Regions from separate parts of the Homo sapiens genome. Here region 1 is linked to region 2. The links are chromatin loops, found by intact Hi-C in ENCODE. Cell type or tissue: dorsolateral prefrontal cortex. All regions are shown on one strand. Each heading gives the region's core, and the rest is flanking DNA. Links, peaks and the distances in the headings are about the cores only.

Region 1 (7,149 bases), core at 1,371-6,370, 180 kb after region 2:
TTGGTTTCCAAATTTTCTAGAGTGTGGTAATATTACATTATAATAAAACTTTTTTTTAAATGTGTTAATTCCTGTTTCCTAAAGCAATTAATAGTAGACCAGCATTTCATTTTATTTGTAGAAACACATAATAATGGTCATCAATAATAAAATAACCTTCATAAAAATTAATAGCATTAAAATAAACATGGCCTGGAAAAAATAGTGTAATGGTTTCCTAACAGAGACACACTGACTTCCTCCAGGATCACGTCTGGGAAACTTTTTCTTATCAAAATGACTGAAGTTTTGTCATTTAGGCTAGTTGAGGAAAACAGGCCAACTCTAGGCCTGCATGCTGCTCACAGCCTGGCAGCCCAGTAGCAAATGTGCTGCCACCGGGCTCCTTGGGCTGAAACCATGAAGCATGAGCTGGCCTGGTCTGGGCATCTCTGTTGGTCTGCTTGGAGGGCACTCTGGATGAAGCCCTCATTTGATTTCCTAACAGGGCTGAAGCTACTGGCCAGGCCGTTGGTTGAGATGGAGAGTCTGCAGGAAGGGAGGACAGGGCATAGAGCTGGTCTTTCCTAATGAGCAGAAGGAGCTGCTATTCCTGCAAGCAGGGGTTGGAAGGGAGAGGCAGTGGCTCTCTTCACACTCCCTTATCTGCAGTTAGAGGAAATCTTAGCAGATAGAGCAATGGGTTCTGGCTTTTGCCTGCATTAATGGCAAGGAAAGGGCCAGCACAAGGGGCCAGTTATGTGATCGGTAGGAGTGTGGGCTGAACATAATGTTAGTTCAGCCAGAGGGCCACTCACAAGAGAGAACACCTGACAGAATGATGAAATGATGGAGCCAATCAACCCCCACACAGATGTATTTTCTCTTCCCCTATGGCACAAATTTTCAGGACTCTGATTTGCAAGACATGGACCAGAAAAAGACAGCCTGCTTTATGTGTGGGGAGTTTGCACAATTAATAATATAATATTGCAAGGGCCAGCAATTTGATGGTATTTATTATTCACATAATTTAAATCATTGCCAAATGCTAAAAACAATATAGTCCACCCCACCCAAATCAATATAAACATATCCCAAATACACAGCAGAACTTTCTCCATATTGTTTTTCTTGACAAAGCTGAAGAAGGGAGACCCAACTTTTCATGCAAACTTCTGGCATCTTCTTTTCATGTTTTTCACTAGAGGAAAAAAGTCTGGTTCTTTTTTCCTGGAAAGATAAATTTTTAATGAATGTAAATGTTCTTTCAATTCCTTGGTTAGATGGAAGGGATGGTACAGCTTGGACAGCCAGCCTCCGGAATATAATTGACTTGCTTCTTGTTATTTCTTTTCCCTTTCACTACCCAGTGAAGCACAAATGCTCTCAGCTTGTGCCTTTGTTTCTGAGCTTGTCATACCCTCAGCCAGCAGATACAGGTTGCCTTAGAAGGGAACACTCCTGATGAATTGGCCTCACTGCATTGTCTTCTAACAATGGAAGCAGGTCTACTCTGACATATCTGCTCTTCACCCTGCTTCTTCTTGGCATTCATTAAGTTTGTATTTATCAAATATCTATTATGTGCCAGGCACTCTTCTATTGAATCCTCACAACTCTATGATGTAGCTTCTATTATCATCATCACCCCCATTTTACAGGCAGGGAAGCTGAAGCACAGAGAGGTCAAGTCAATTGCCCCAGCTGATCCATGACCAACTTGGTAGCCCGGCTCTGGAGCCCATACTCTTAGCCACGACAATATTCCGCCTCCCATAGCATCTAAAATCTGCTAGACATTGTGTGCAAAAAGAGTGGGTGATGGAGTTGGGCTTGGGACAAATGCACAATCTGGAAGGAAATCGTTTCTAACCATCTCTTTTTCATTCCTATGGACGTTGCCTCCCAGGGCTGCTCTCCAAGCCCCAATTCTTTTGCATACATTTGGGCTTCCACTTCCACTTGCTGAGATATGGTTTTTCCCACTGTGCTACTCAGACAGGGTATGCAAGTTGCATTTGACATTTCTGCAGGGTCTGTGGCCCTTGGTTTTGAGACTGAGACAGGGCTGTGCTTCTTCCCTTGCCTCCTCTGTCCATGTTCTAACAGGAGCTCTGCAGAGTGGCAAACACTCCTGTCAAAGAAGTCCAAGGGAACAGTGCAGCCACTTCTCAGGGTATCCACCTGGAGAGAAGCCTGCAGCATTAAGCTCACCTCTGAGGGCTGCTTTAAGAATGGAAGAAGGACCTATGTTCTGCCAGGCTGTGCTGCAGTTGCTATGTCTTGGGTTAAAAGTCTGTTTAGCCTCACCAGACCCATCATCACCAGTCCTCCACATTATAGACCACAAAGGCCCTACAATTGCTATCAAAGGAACTGATTGTTTTGATCTGGAAGCCGTCAGAGTTCAATCTGGAGTCATCCAGGCAGCTGCATGTTGTATTATCCGCATCATAGGGCAAGGAGAGAGAAATAATAGACTCTTCGGTAGATTTCAGTTCCCAAATCATGACCTCCATGTGTAGAAAATCAGCATTGTAAATAATCATTATTATCAAAGAGTGTCATGTATTAAGCATCTACTGGAGTGTGAGGCTGGGCACCTAGTCAAACAAATCCCTGTCAAGATTTCTTTGACCCAACGGTGGGCTGGGTTGTGCCCTTCCTTCCTGCTCCCATAAATGTCCTCTGAATAGCTCTGTCACTGCATGCGATGATGCTGTAACACAGGTGTCTGTCTTCCCCATATGACCATGAGCTCTTTAGGGGCATGGACTACTCTTCATCACCTTTGCTTCCCCAGTGCCTAGCAGCCCTGGCATACAGTTGGCACGTAATGCAGGTGTGCTAAATGTTCATCTTTTCTTCTTTCTTTCTCCTAAATTTAGTATTTCTCATGACCAAAGCCAACCCTTGCCACGTGCAGTGCCCCATCTCCTTCGCCTTCTCAAGGACTCCCTCCCTCACTCAGTCCCTCTCCTTCTTGCATCTGAAGCTCTTTCTTCCTTCCCTGGACCATTCCCACAAAGCAGAAAGTGAGCAAACCCATATTCAATTATCCTTCACTCCTGAAATCTCCCCTGGACCTCACACTCTGTTCTGGCTGCCATTCCACTTCTCTGTATCCCCTCCTAGAAAAATTGGAAAAAGTTGTCTGTACACATTGCTTCCACTTCACCTTCTCTCATTCACTCTTGAGCCTACTCTTTCTGGTTTTTACTCTCTGGTTCCAAAAAATTGTTTTGCCCTTGTTAAGACCCTTGCCAGTCTCTCAAACTGCCAAATCTTGAGGTCCCTCTGTCTCCATCTCCCCGGAGTTGTAGGAAGCATTCCACCACAGTGGCCTAGTCCAAACTTCTCCAGATTCATTTCTCTTCAATATGGAGACAGGGTACCATGCACTCTGTGGTTTTCTGCCCACACTTTTCTTCCAGCCCCTTCCCAGTCTTCCTGTTAGCTTCTTCCTCTTTTCCACTCCCTAAATATGGAATCCCGTCCTTGAACTTTCTCTTTCTGGGCTGTACTCTCTTTCATAATCTCAATTCTGAAAAAATATAGCTGACAATTCCCATATTTATACCTTCAGCCCAAACCTTTACACTATATCCGACTGCTAACTGGCATGTCTCATAGGACCTCAAAACGACACAGTCCTGAACCTCTTGATGTCTCATTATTCTCCCCACACCACATCCTCTTCTAGTCTTCTCTGTCTTAGTAACTAAAACCTCTGTCTACTTAGTTGCTCAAGCAGGAAACCTGAGTGTCATCCCTAACTCCCCTTACCCACTCTATTGGAGTGGTCCTCCCATGACCTACAGATTTGTTCACTTGTTTCTTGTCCTCTTGCCTCTCTTTCCGCAATCTGAGGTCACCGAACATTGCACTGGGCTTTAAGCATTCATTGACTGATTAGACGGACTCGGTCCACATGCTCTGTTGGATGAATGGATGGATAAAGACTGGTTGAAGAACAGGAAAGGCCCAGAGCCTTGGATTCCCAGACAAAAGCATAGCCTCCCAGTCTTCATGTCAAGAGGCTCTCCCCTGGTTAGCTTGATGACATTGGTCATCGAAGTTAACCTTCCTAACACTCAGTTTCTTGATCTATAAAATGGGACCAGTAACACTTAACTCATGAGGTTATTGTAAGGATTCAATAGCATAATACCTAGAATATAGTTAGTGCTCAATTCATGTTTAATTAAAAAAAATACTTGTTAGGCAACCACCCAACCATGTGATCCATTATTTTTTTTCCTATTGTTTTGGCCTGTGTCGCACCAAGCTTGAGGTGAACGTAAACAACATAACCAGGAATGAGTTCACGAGCAGAGTCATTGCCAGTGAGTCAGAGGAAAGAGTGATTTCCAACCCTAATCGCAGACGTGGGAAGAGCCTTGCTGTGCTGGGAGTGACTGGAGCTCGGCTCTGTGGAGCAGCCACATCTGCTTGGGTGGGGGCGCTCTTCCCCCATCTCTGTCCTGCATCTACCACAAGCTGGGCTTTGCCACTGTCTCCTGTTCCTGATCCCAGGGGGCAAATGACGGATGGAACCGTCATAAACAAGAACAATGCCTATTGTGCTCTGCTTAGAAATGGCCTGTGTTCTTTTAAAAAATATGAATAAAATAATATACTGAGCAAACTGGGTGGTGTGGAGGATTTGTCGATGAGAATGCAAATGAGCATGATGTCACTTCTTAGCTTTGGGAGGAAAAAATGAGTGATCCTTGAAATGGTCTTTTTCTACCGTTAGGACAGGAAGGAAAAACCATCTTTGGTAACAAAAGATCAGAAATTGCCTCCTGAGCGCTGCCTGGCTGCTTCAGAAGAAAAGTCTGTGTTTAGGAAACCTCTTATTGAGGAAAGAGTACATTTTGGGGGGCCTGTACAGGGAATTTAGTGGTATTTGTTGACCTGATGAGATGAGAAATAGTTGAGGTATTAAATCGTAAAGGGAGGGCAGGTGTTATCATAATAGGACATTCCAATTCATCGTCCCTGGCCTGGGCTGCATGCAGCCAGCTACCCGCTTCCCAGGCTTCTGCTCACGGGAGCTTCAGCTTGGCCTCAGCTTATGCGGAGTGAAAGCCCAGCCACTCCTGATGGTGACGGCATTTGCAGAAAATTGTACATATTGTGCAGATCCATCTCCTTTTCTTGCCCTTCTTTCCAAAGAAATGAATTCACTGGGCACTTATGAAAATAAATGACTGATGGGAGAAGGCTGGAGCCAAGCCTTTTGTAGGCAAAGGGATCTGAGTGCAGTTTCGAAGCCCATAGCCAGGGGTCAGCCATCCAGGCCACAGGGTCCAGGGGCCCAGATTCCCATGGCCAGGCCAGGTGTGAATGAGTCTGAGCCCAGTGAAAGAGGGAGAGGGAACAGAGAGGGATGGCCAGACCTTGCCTTCTTTGATTTCTAGAAGACTTCCTTTGCTTGTAGACACCTTTTAGCAGGTGGAGGGACAGTTGTGGGGCTGTAGGGGCGGTTTCTCAGAGTGTGAGGTATGGGAATGTGGATGTAGCATTGATTCACACTTGCTGTCTGCTGTGAAAACAGTTTAGAGGGAAGGCGGGGCTGCTTTCAAAGAAAAACAGGTGAAATTCATTGGTGGTGTGGTTCTCCTCTTCTCTGTATGCCACTTTTCCCCATTTCCTGGTGCCTCTGCCGACCTTCCCAACCCCAGCCTCCCTTTTGGGGGAGACTTGCTCTTAGCTGGCTAGTAAGGAATCGAGCCAGCAGAATGTTAACGATGGGAGGCAGCGAGATGTAAATAAACCCGGCTCTGAGGATAGGTGGGCCAGGAATCAGATCCCTGTTCTGTCACTCATTAGCTAGCAGACCACTGTGAGTCATTTAACCTCAGTGCTTTCCAATCTGTAGAATGGACATCATCATGGCCACCTCACAGTGTTGTTGTAAACACAAGATGAAATCATGAGTGGTGTTGGCAACGTTGTAGTCATTTAACCCTTCAAACAACTTTATGAGATAGGTCCTATTATTACCGTTATTTTTCAGTTGAGAAAATGGTGATGCAGAGAAGTTAAGTAATTTGCCCCAAGTCACACAACTTGCAAGCAATAGAGCCTAGGCTGAAACCAAGCAGTTTAGTGCCAAAACTCGTGTACGTAACCACTGGACTCCACTGGACTCTTAAGTTGAATCTTTACCTGTCTAATGGCCCAGCAATTCTTCAGGTATAAATCCTATTGCCTCCGTCAGAAAACATATACAAGGCAGCTCACAGCAGCATTGTTTATAACAGAGCCCAGATTGGATACAACTCAATTACCCATTAATAGGAGAATAGATATATAAATTATGTTATATGCACACAATGCGATTAACAATGGTTACAAGTAACAACATGGATAAATCTTAGACCATGATACGAAGTGGAAAAAGCAAATTGGAAAATGCTATATAAAGTCTTAATCCAGTTTTATAAAGCTCAAGAGCAAGCAGAACTAAACTATACTGTTTAGGGATATACACGTGTGATAAAGCTACCAATAACAACAGCAAAAAACTAATAAGAAGATGAAAAACAGTGGTTACTTGTGGGGATGGAGAAGGATGACACAGGAGTGGGGTGGGCAGGCTCAGGTTCTTCTATTGGGGGGTTCACAGATGGCCATTTCCTTATTAAGCTTACATCTCTGCTGTGTGTATTCCTTTGGACCTTTCAAATATTACACAATAAAATTAAAGTGTTCACTATCTCACATGTGTTAACTTTTACCTTTTTAGCTCCCCACCCCCACCCACCTCCAATAATGTCTTGTAAGGTTTATTGCAAAACAGCAGAGGACAAGATAATGACCTTTTTAGTGAGACAACAGGCCAGGGCATGTAAAAGTCACTGGAAATTCCTTTAGACTCTGGAAGAAAGCCACAGTGCACGGGGCTTTCTTGTTGTATTCACTGGGGACCATGGGTCTTATTTTAGTTTTGCTAATGCAATAAGGTTGTAGTGCTGAACAGTGCAGGCAATCTGGGTGGAGTGAGCAGTCAGGCTAGGAAGGGTTACTTTTGTTCCTTCAAACCGCTCTTAGTTCCTTTGGATGTGCATGCTCAGCTAGAGGTCCAAGGAGTTAGCCAGAGAGTGAAGGAGAAAGAGAGTAGGAGAGACAGATGATAACAGGTGCACCAGCCCAGAT
Region 2 (7,149 bases), core at 961-5,960:
GAACCAGGATCTGTTTTGAGATGGCCAATCAGCCAAAGAATGCCATAATTCACGTTATCCATTCACTTTTCAGTTGACTTCCTTCCTTCCTTCCTGCTTTCCTTTCTTCCTTTTATCCTTCCTCCCTCCCTTCTATCCATTCAGTAATATTTACTGATAATCCTTCACATGAGGCCCGATGCTAGGCTGTGGAAATCAAAGATGAATAAGCAATAGCTTCTGTCCTTGTGCTATCTCCTCCGGGTGTCCAGTATTATGACCACTGTATTTCTGAACCGAAAACGAGGACGCAGAGCTGACAGGGGTGAGTGTACACGTGGGAATGGGCAGGAAGACCACCCTGAAGGTCTGAGGCATTCTGTTCCTAAGCTAGGATGAAACTGAGTATTCCATACATACTGGCTGCATTGCATTTTTGTCTAGCATTCTTTAATAAGAACAGTAAGAGCTGCCATTTGTTGAACATGTACCATGTGCCAGGCTTGTACAAGATAATGTGTATACCATATCTCATTTAGTCTTCACCACAGCCCTACAGAGAAATTCACTGTCCAGACAGGGAAACTGAGGACCAGGCCGTTCGCAGTTAGTGTTAGTACAGTCCTTCTTGGCCACTCTAAATCCTCTGCTGCCTCTACAGCTGGAGGGTTCTGATCCGTTGGCTTACAGGTGTGTCCTGTGGGCCACATGGGGGTGGGTGGGTGTTCACAGCACACTGCCTGGAGCCATGGTGCACACAGCAGGGGGTCTGAGGCTGCGCAGAATGGCCCACTTCTAAACAAGCGTGTCTGAGCTTTGCCAGGTGTCCATGTTTGGAACACAATAAAAGAGGAGGTCTTCGAAAGGAGGTGACTCAGAGAAGCAACGCTAGACTCACCCCAGAGCTGCAACCTGCTAACTTCACAGAGCCTCACAGCAGAATTATTTAACCCCAAGCCCCCTCTCCTCATGGGGACAAAAGAGAAATCAGGCTGATGCTATCTCCCTCATAGCACACTTAGGAGGAGCAAATGAAACGGCATATGTAAAAGTGCATTGTAAATTGCAAAGTGGCAGATGAGATTATTATTACTGCTTCCTTCACCTCAACAAAGACCCATAATCACAGACAATGCATCGAGCCTGGTGAGGGTGTGGCCTTTCTTGGCCCTGCCCTTTCTCCTTGGCTCCTCCCACGCTCTTGGCTTTTCTCCTGGATTCCCTGCTCTCCCATCTGCAGCAGGTTGGGGCCCCATGGATAACTATATCTAGGGACCGACTCCTGGGATCTTACCAAGTCACATTTGCAGTTGGTGCCTCCTTAGTCACTGCCAGGATTCCAGGCAGGTATAATGTGCTGCACTTAATGTAGAGGATCAGGGTCCCAGTGAGCAGCTTCATCTTCAGGCGTCGGGAGTGGGAGCAATGGAGCACCCATGGTCTCCAGGTCTCAGGCCACTTGGGTCTGGGATTTGAGGCTCAGGGGGAGGAGTCCTGCGGTGACTGCTGTGAAGTGGTGTGGGGGCTCAGGATGGGACCTACTTCATGGGACATGATGGATGAGACTCAGGATGCCAGGAGGGAGGCACAGCCCACACTTAGCAGCTTGGCGCACGCAAATAGGAGCTCTGCTCACAGCCTGTGCTGGGCACTTCATTTCCCAGAGACAACCGGCGCGTTTTAATAATGTCTACTTGGGTTAATGAAAGTTGTCGGTTTCACTTAATAAATACATTGCCATTCTTGGCCACACATATCCGTCATGCTGGGCCTGGAGCTGTGCGTCCCGCCTGAGTTGAGTAGGGATGCTGGGAGTGGGAATGGGGTGGGGAAAGCATGGGGCATATGGGTAGAGAGTGAGGTCTGGAGGGCATGGGACATGGTCCCTCTTGGGAGTTAAGCAGAGGGAGTCCTCTCATTGCATCTTTCCTCTGGGATCAAATTAGAGGCACAAAGGGCAGAAGGGAACCTTGGAGGTTCCTCCTGTTCATTCTCTGCCTCAGGGAAGTGACACACAGAATGGCCCCTTTGGCAGGGAGCAGTGAGCCATAGTGTGGTCCAGAGGGACGCAGGCCATCTTGGGAAGGAATCCCAGTTGACCACTCATTATCTCTGTAACTAAGTCAATTATTCAATCTCCCTGAGCCTCCATTTCTTCAGTAAAATGGAGCTAATAATCATATTTGCTTCATAGAGCCTGTTTCGAGCATTCCAGCATAAGCCATGGGAAGCTCTTAGCAGGCACCCAGCATCTAAAGCACTCAAATCAGAGTCACTAGTATTATTAATGTTAAAATATTATTTTTATGAAGGCACAGTTTAGTATGGTGTTTATGAGAGTGGATCTGGAGTGTGGGTTTGGATTTCGGGTGTATCACTTACTAGCTGTGTCACTCTGGAGAATTTATGTAGTCTTTCTGTGTTTCAGTTTCCAAGTCTGTAAAATACGGGGAAATAATACCTAACTCATGGAGCTGTGAGGAGTGAGCAGATTATGACATGTACATCCTTTGGAACACAGACCCAATAAATGTTAAGAATTATTAAGTTGTCGATTTCACAGGGCCATGGGGGAGGGAAGTCCGGGCTCTCTGGGAACTGCCTTCCACATTTCCCCACCTTAGGGTGGTCTCCAGACCACATCCCAGATGACCTTACACACCCCAGGGGTTGATACCAGGCCGAGACCCTCGACATTCCAGGGAGGGAACCGGAGGACTCCAGTCAGTTTCCAAGCTGCATAACTTGGTTCAAGGTTGGCAGTGAGGGGAGAGACCCAGGGGAGGGATCATGCTTAACATTCTTGGGACATTCTCCTTGAACTCTGCAGGGGCCTTAAAACATCCCTAAGTGCCATACCTCTACATGCTGGCCTTCTTCTGCACTCTTTTTTTCTTTCTTTAAAAGCTTAGACTGATTAAAGATGGGAAGGGATTTGGGGGGTCAAGGGAGGACTCTGGATGGGAAAGGGGAGAAGCTCAGATGATGGGAAGGGGCGGGGGTGGCCAGGCAGTGCTTTCTAGCTGAAGTAAGCAGCTTTGGAACCTGCCTATCACATGGCCGGGTATTCCAGGGTTTTTAAATTGCATGCCACATGTTTATCCTTATTAAGCAGTTGTTCTCTTCCAAGGGGCTCTCTCTGGCAGCCAAGAACCAACCACAGGGCTTGTCGTGGGGCTTATGAGTAGCTAGGGCCTCCCAGGAGGTCGTCAGAGTGGATGGAGGGGCAAAGCCAGGAAAATACCTGGGGGCTTCCACTCCCTAAACCCAGGGAAACGATGGAGTAGCTGAGCCGAGATTGGCTCACCTCCTTGTACAGGAAGAAAAACTGCGGCCAGAGGGGCAAGGCGAGGAAGTCGCCATAACACATTTGGTGTGGTTTTGGGCAGACAGAACGGGTTTCTTATGGCTGGGGCTGCTTTCTAATGTGAATATGAGTACTCTTGGCTGGGAGAGGAAGGGCTGGAGGAGAGATCAGGAAGGAGAGATCCACATCTGGCTCCGAGCTGACTCTCGGTGACCATGACCACCTCCTTCCACTGGAGGGAGCAGCCTCTCCGCAGGTGGGGCTGTCCCTCAGGAGCAGGAACTGGGCTCCCGCTGGAGAGAAGCAGCGCTCCACGTTCAAAGACCATTATTGCCATTATTAATTGATCGCTGTTATTATCATGTAGGCATTAAGTGGCTTCCTCTGCCCTTTGAGTTGTAACACTTAGGGCAGCTGCTAGCGAGGACAAAACAAAGCTTCCCTACTGCAAGAGCTTTATCTGGGTCCCTGCTGCTGTGTGGCCTTCTGCAATTAGCCATTTTACAGATGGAGAAACTTAGTCCTAATGATTTGCTGAAGGGCCGAGTTGCTTAGCCCTGCAGGGTACACAGATGAATAGGGAGCGTTGCTGAGCACTTGCAATCAAGACAGAGTTGCCACCCACTGCAAGGACGAACATCACTACTGGGTCAGCTCTGCAGCTGCAAGTCTGGGGAAAAGGGATCCACCCAGGCACTAGGGCAACTGCTCAGCCCCATCGCAGCAAGGGCCCGAGGAACGAGCACGTCAGCTGTCTCCAGGGCCTTTCTCATCATCTCCCGTGCCTGCCGTGCTGTCTCTTACCAACCCAGGAGGGAGGGTTGGTGGCTGCTGCTCCATCCTCACCCTTTAGACCACCCCACAGGTGGGACAGGGTGGGCCCAGGTGGAGTCTGAGCTGGGTGCCAATTCCAGGAATGCAGCTGGAGGTGGGGGCGGGCCATGGTGGGCCAGGACAGGTGGGAGAGAAAAGCAGGAGGCAGCTGAAGGGGGCGGTCTCAGAAGCCCCCGCTGGGAGCCTCCTATCCACCTGGCAGGCGTTTGGAACAACGTGCTGAATAACAGCAGCATTTGTGAAATCTAATTAGTGCAGGCCCAACTTCTGACTTCCTGTGCGGGGGCTCCTCCTCTAGCCCCAGGCTATCGAGCTGAATTAAGCTGCCTAAGATCACCTCATTAAATTCACTAACCTTGCTTTTCCACCAGGTTTAGCCCCTGGTGCCCTTCCTCTGTCTGTGGGAGGTGCGCGTCTGGCATTCCTCCAGTGCGTTCCCAGGCAGGTGTTTTGAGAAACTCCCCTCCTCTTCCCTCCTCTCCCCTCCCCAAATGGCTCCCTTAATCACGAGCTGCTTTCTTCTGAGCTCAATAATCACCCTGGACTAATCCATACACAAAATCCTGTGGCTGCAGTAGGAGCCCCCTTCCCAGCCCTCCCTGGCTAAGGGATGGTGGTCCCAGAGGCACTGAGGACTCCTCCTGGAGGCAGGCAGGGGGCTGTCCAGAGGCAGAGCATTGGGCCTGCTGGCAAACTGCTAACTGGCACAGGTGACTTGCATTTCCTGGGGCCTAACTGCTGGGAGTGCACTTCTGGAGTGGAGATGGGCAATGGGGATGCCTGATGAGACCTATGTCCAGGACAGGAGGGGAGGGGATGGAGAAGCAGCTCTGGAGCCCAGCTTGCTGTTAGCCCTGAGAAACAAGTGACTTCCTGTGGGTCAGAGTACAGGGTGGGTAGCAGAAACAATCAGGCCAGAGGGGTATTTGTTGCAGAAGAGAAATGTGATGCAATTAGTATGCTAGGAGAATGGAAAACTAACCCGGAGACAGGGCTAAAGTTACTGCCCACTCAACTCTGCATGGAATTGTGCTGAATTGAGGAGCACTGCAGCGAGACCTGACCACCGCCCAGCCCAGGTTGGGTTTGTTTTCCCCGCTCTGAGACCGGACCTCAGGAAAGGGGTGCGGGGAAGGTTGGGTTCAGAAGGAGAGACTCTCCAGCCACACCTGTGAAGCTCCAGGCAGTTTCCCTAATGTCTCTCCTTAGCCTCTTGCAGAGAGGGCTAATGTATGTCTTCCCCCCGGGCTGGTGGCTGGGTTAATTGGACCTTGTTTATGTAGCATCTATTATTTATGATTTCCTTTCGTCTCTCCTGAGTATGACAACTGTGGTTAAGCAACCAGAGTTATTCCTGCCTCGGGACATGTATGAGGACGGTCTCCTTTGCAGCCTACCTGAAGTGAATGTGAGGCCGAGAGGCTTCGTGAAAGGTTAAGTGGGTGGGGGACCTGCTGGGAGAGAGGGGCAGGGGAATGTGCCTGAGATCAGACAGCCTTGCACTAAGCTCAGCTCCTTTCTGGGGGGACCTCCGATGCATGCTCACTTGTATAAAATCTAACTGGAACTGGGATCGTGTTCTGGGGGTTCCGAACTTTGGCTGCATATTGGAATTATCTGAGATGTCTGAAAAACCTGACAACCAGAGATTCCAGATTAATCGGTATGGGGGTGTGGCTACAAGGTTTCAGAGCTCCCCAGTATTCTAATATACAGCAAAAGTTGAGAGCCACTCGCAGCTCCAGCACATTCTTACTGTGTCAGTTTTTTTCTGTTGATTATGAACAACAGCAGCTAACATTAATAGAACCTGATGATGCGATAGGCACCGAGATAAGAATTTTATGTGGATGACTTCAACGAATCCTCAGAACAACCCAATGTTGTTGGAAGGTGCAATGATCATCTTCCTTTTACAGATGAAGAAACTGAGGCTCAGGGAGGTTAAGTAAATGAGGCCGAAGTCACACATTGTTTCAGTTACAAAGTTAGGCCTGACCTGACTCCAAAATCTGTGCTGTTAACTTTTTTTTTTTTGAGACAGAATTTTGCCCTTTCACCCAGACTGGAGTGCAGCAGCAAGATCTCGGCTCACTGCAACCTTCGCCTCCCAGGTTCAAGCGATTCTCCTGCCTCAGCCTGCCGAGTGGCTGGGATTACAGGCATGCACCACCACGCCTGGCTAATTTTTGTATTTTTAATAGAGATGGGGGTTTCGGCATGTTCGTCAGGCTGGTCTTGAACTCCTGGTCTCAAACAATCTGTCTGCCTTGGCCTCCCAAATTGCTGGGATTACAGGCATGAGCCTGCTTGTCTGAACTGTAAGAGGATTTTAACAGTTTCCCAAGCAATGCTTCATATTCACAAATGAACACATTAGGCTCAAGGACAGAAGGGACATACTTAGGATGATAGACTAACCTGGCCCAGCCTGCAACCTCATGGGAATGTGGGATAATGAGAGAGAATGTTTGCATTGGAGGTCTGTGGGCGTAGAGCACTCAACAAATGCCAGGCACTGGGGCTATAATCACATGGGGAGAAGGAGCCAACCGTGCATGTCTGAAGCAGGTATTCTCTTCCCTGCAGGTGCCAGGACTACAGACAGGGCAACGGAGAGCAGGGGCTTGCTGGAGAAATCCATCCTTCCCTGGGATCTCTTGGAGGGCTCTCCATCTCTCTTAGAGCAGTTTCTTTCTTAGACAGTTGAAGCTGCCTCAGTGGTCTCCCCAGATCATGCAGGTCGGGGCAGAAGCTTCTCACTCAGAGAACTGAGAATATCATTTTTCACAGAAGTCTAAGGTGGAATTTAGACCAAGATATTCTTGGCCTTAGCAGTTTGACTCGGGCGGGGGTTTGAAGCTGGAACTTTTCAACATACATCTCCAAGCTTCAGGAGGAAGCTAGACACATCTGAAAGCCTCTGAACAACCTGCGATGAAGATTCTTGAAAAAAGAGACCATTTGCCTTAGGGGCTAAGAGTACAGGTGCAAGAGACAGACCGCCCACATTAAAATCTGACTCCACT

Evidence for each region. Hi-C counts contacts between places; a loop is a spot of excess contacts. Peaks named below come from ENCODE experiments on the same cell type or tissue, not always from the same donor. Only the 100,000 strongest peaks of a DNase experiment are listed, where the experiment ranks them.
Region 1: a loop joins it to region 2, with 3 times the contacts of the local background. A loop is called at or near these places in 2 of 110 quality-filtered maps.

Annotation. Positions count from the first base shown.
Region 1 is chr11:126,786,363-126,793,511 of GRCh38, forward strand. The region is part of intron 1 of KIRREL3 (kirre like nephrin family adhesion molecule 3); the gene reads right to left. Among named protein-coding and RNA genes, the nearest start is that of KIRREL3-AS4, 140 kb to the left of the region's middle. In dorsolateral prefrontal cortex, for the core only: CTCF peaks have their summits at 4,462 and 4,670; a DNase peak (open chromatin) is centred at 4,459; H3K27ac peaks cover 1,411 bases.
Region 2 is chr11:126,603,952-126,611,100 of GRCh38, forward strand. The region is part of intron 1 of KIRREL3 (kirre like nephrin family adhesion molecule 3); the gene reads right to left. KIRREL3-AS1 (KIRREL3 antisense RNA 1) reads left to right here. Exons shown (of 2, transcript NR_174952.1): 2 at 6,710-7,149. Among named protein-coding and RNA genes, the nearest start is that of KIRREL3-AS4, 45 kb to the right of the region's middle. RefSeq lists enhancers at 3,247-3,932, 3,933-4,618, 4,619-5,303. In dorsolateral prefrontal cortex, for the core only: CTCF peaks have their summits at 3,521 (motif pointing right) and 3,723; a DNase peak (open chromatin) is centred at 3,530; H3K4me3 peaks cover 449 bases; H3K27ac peaks cover 345 bases.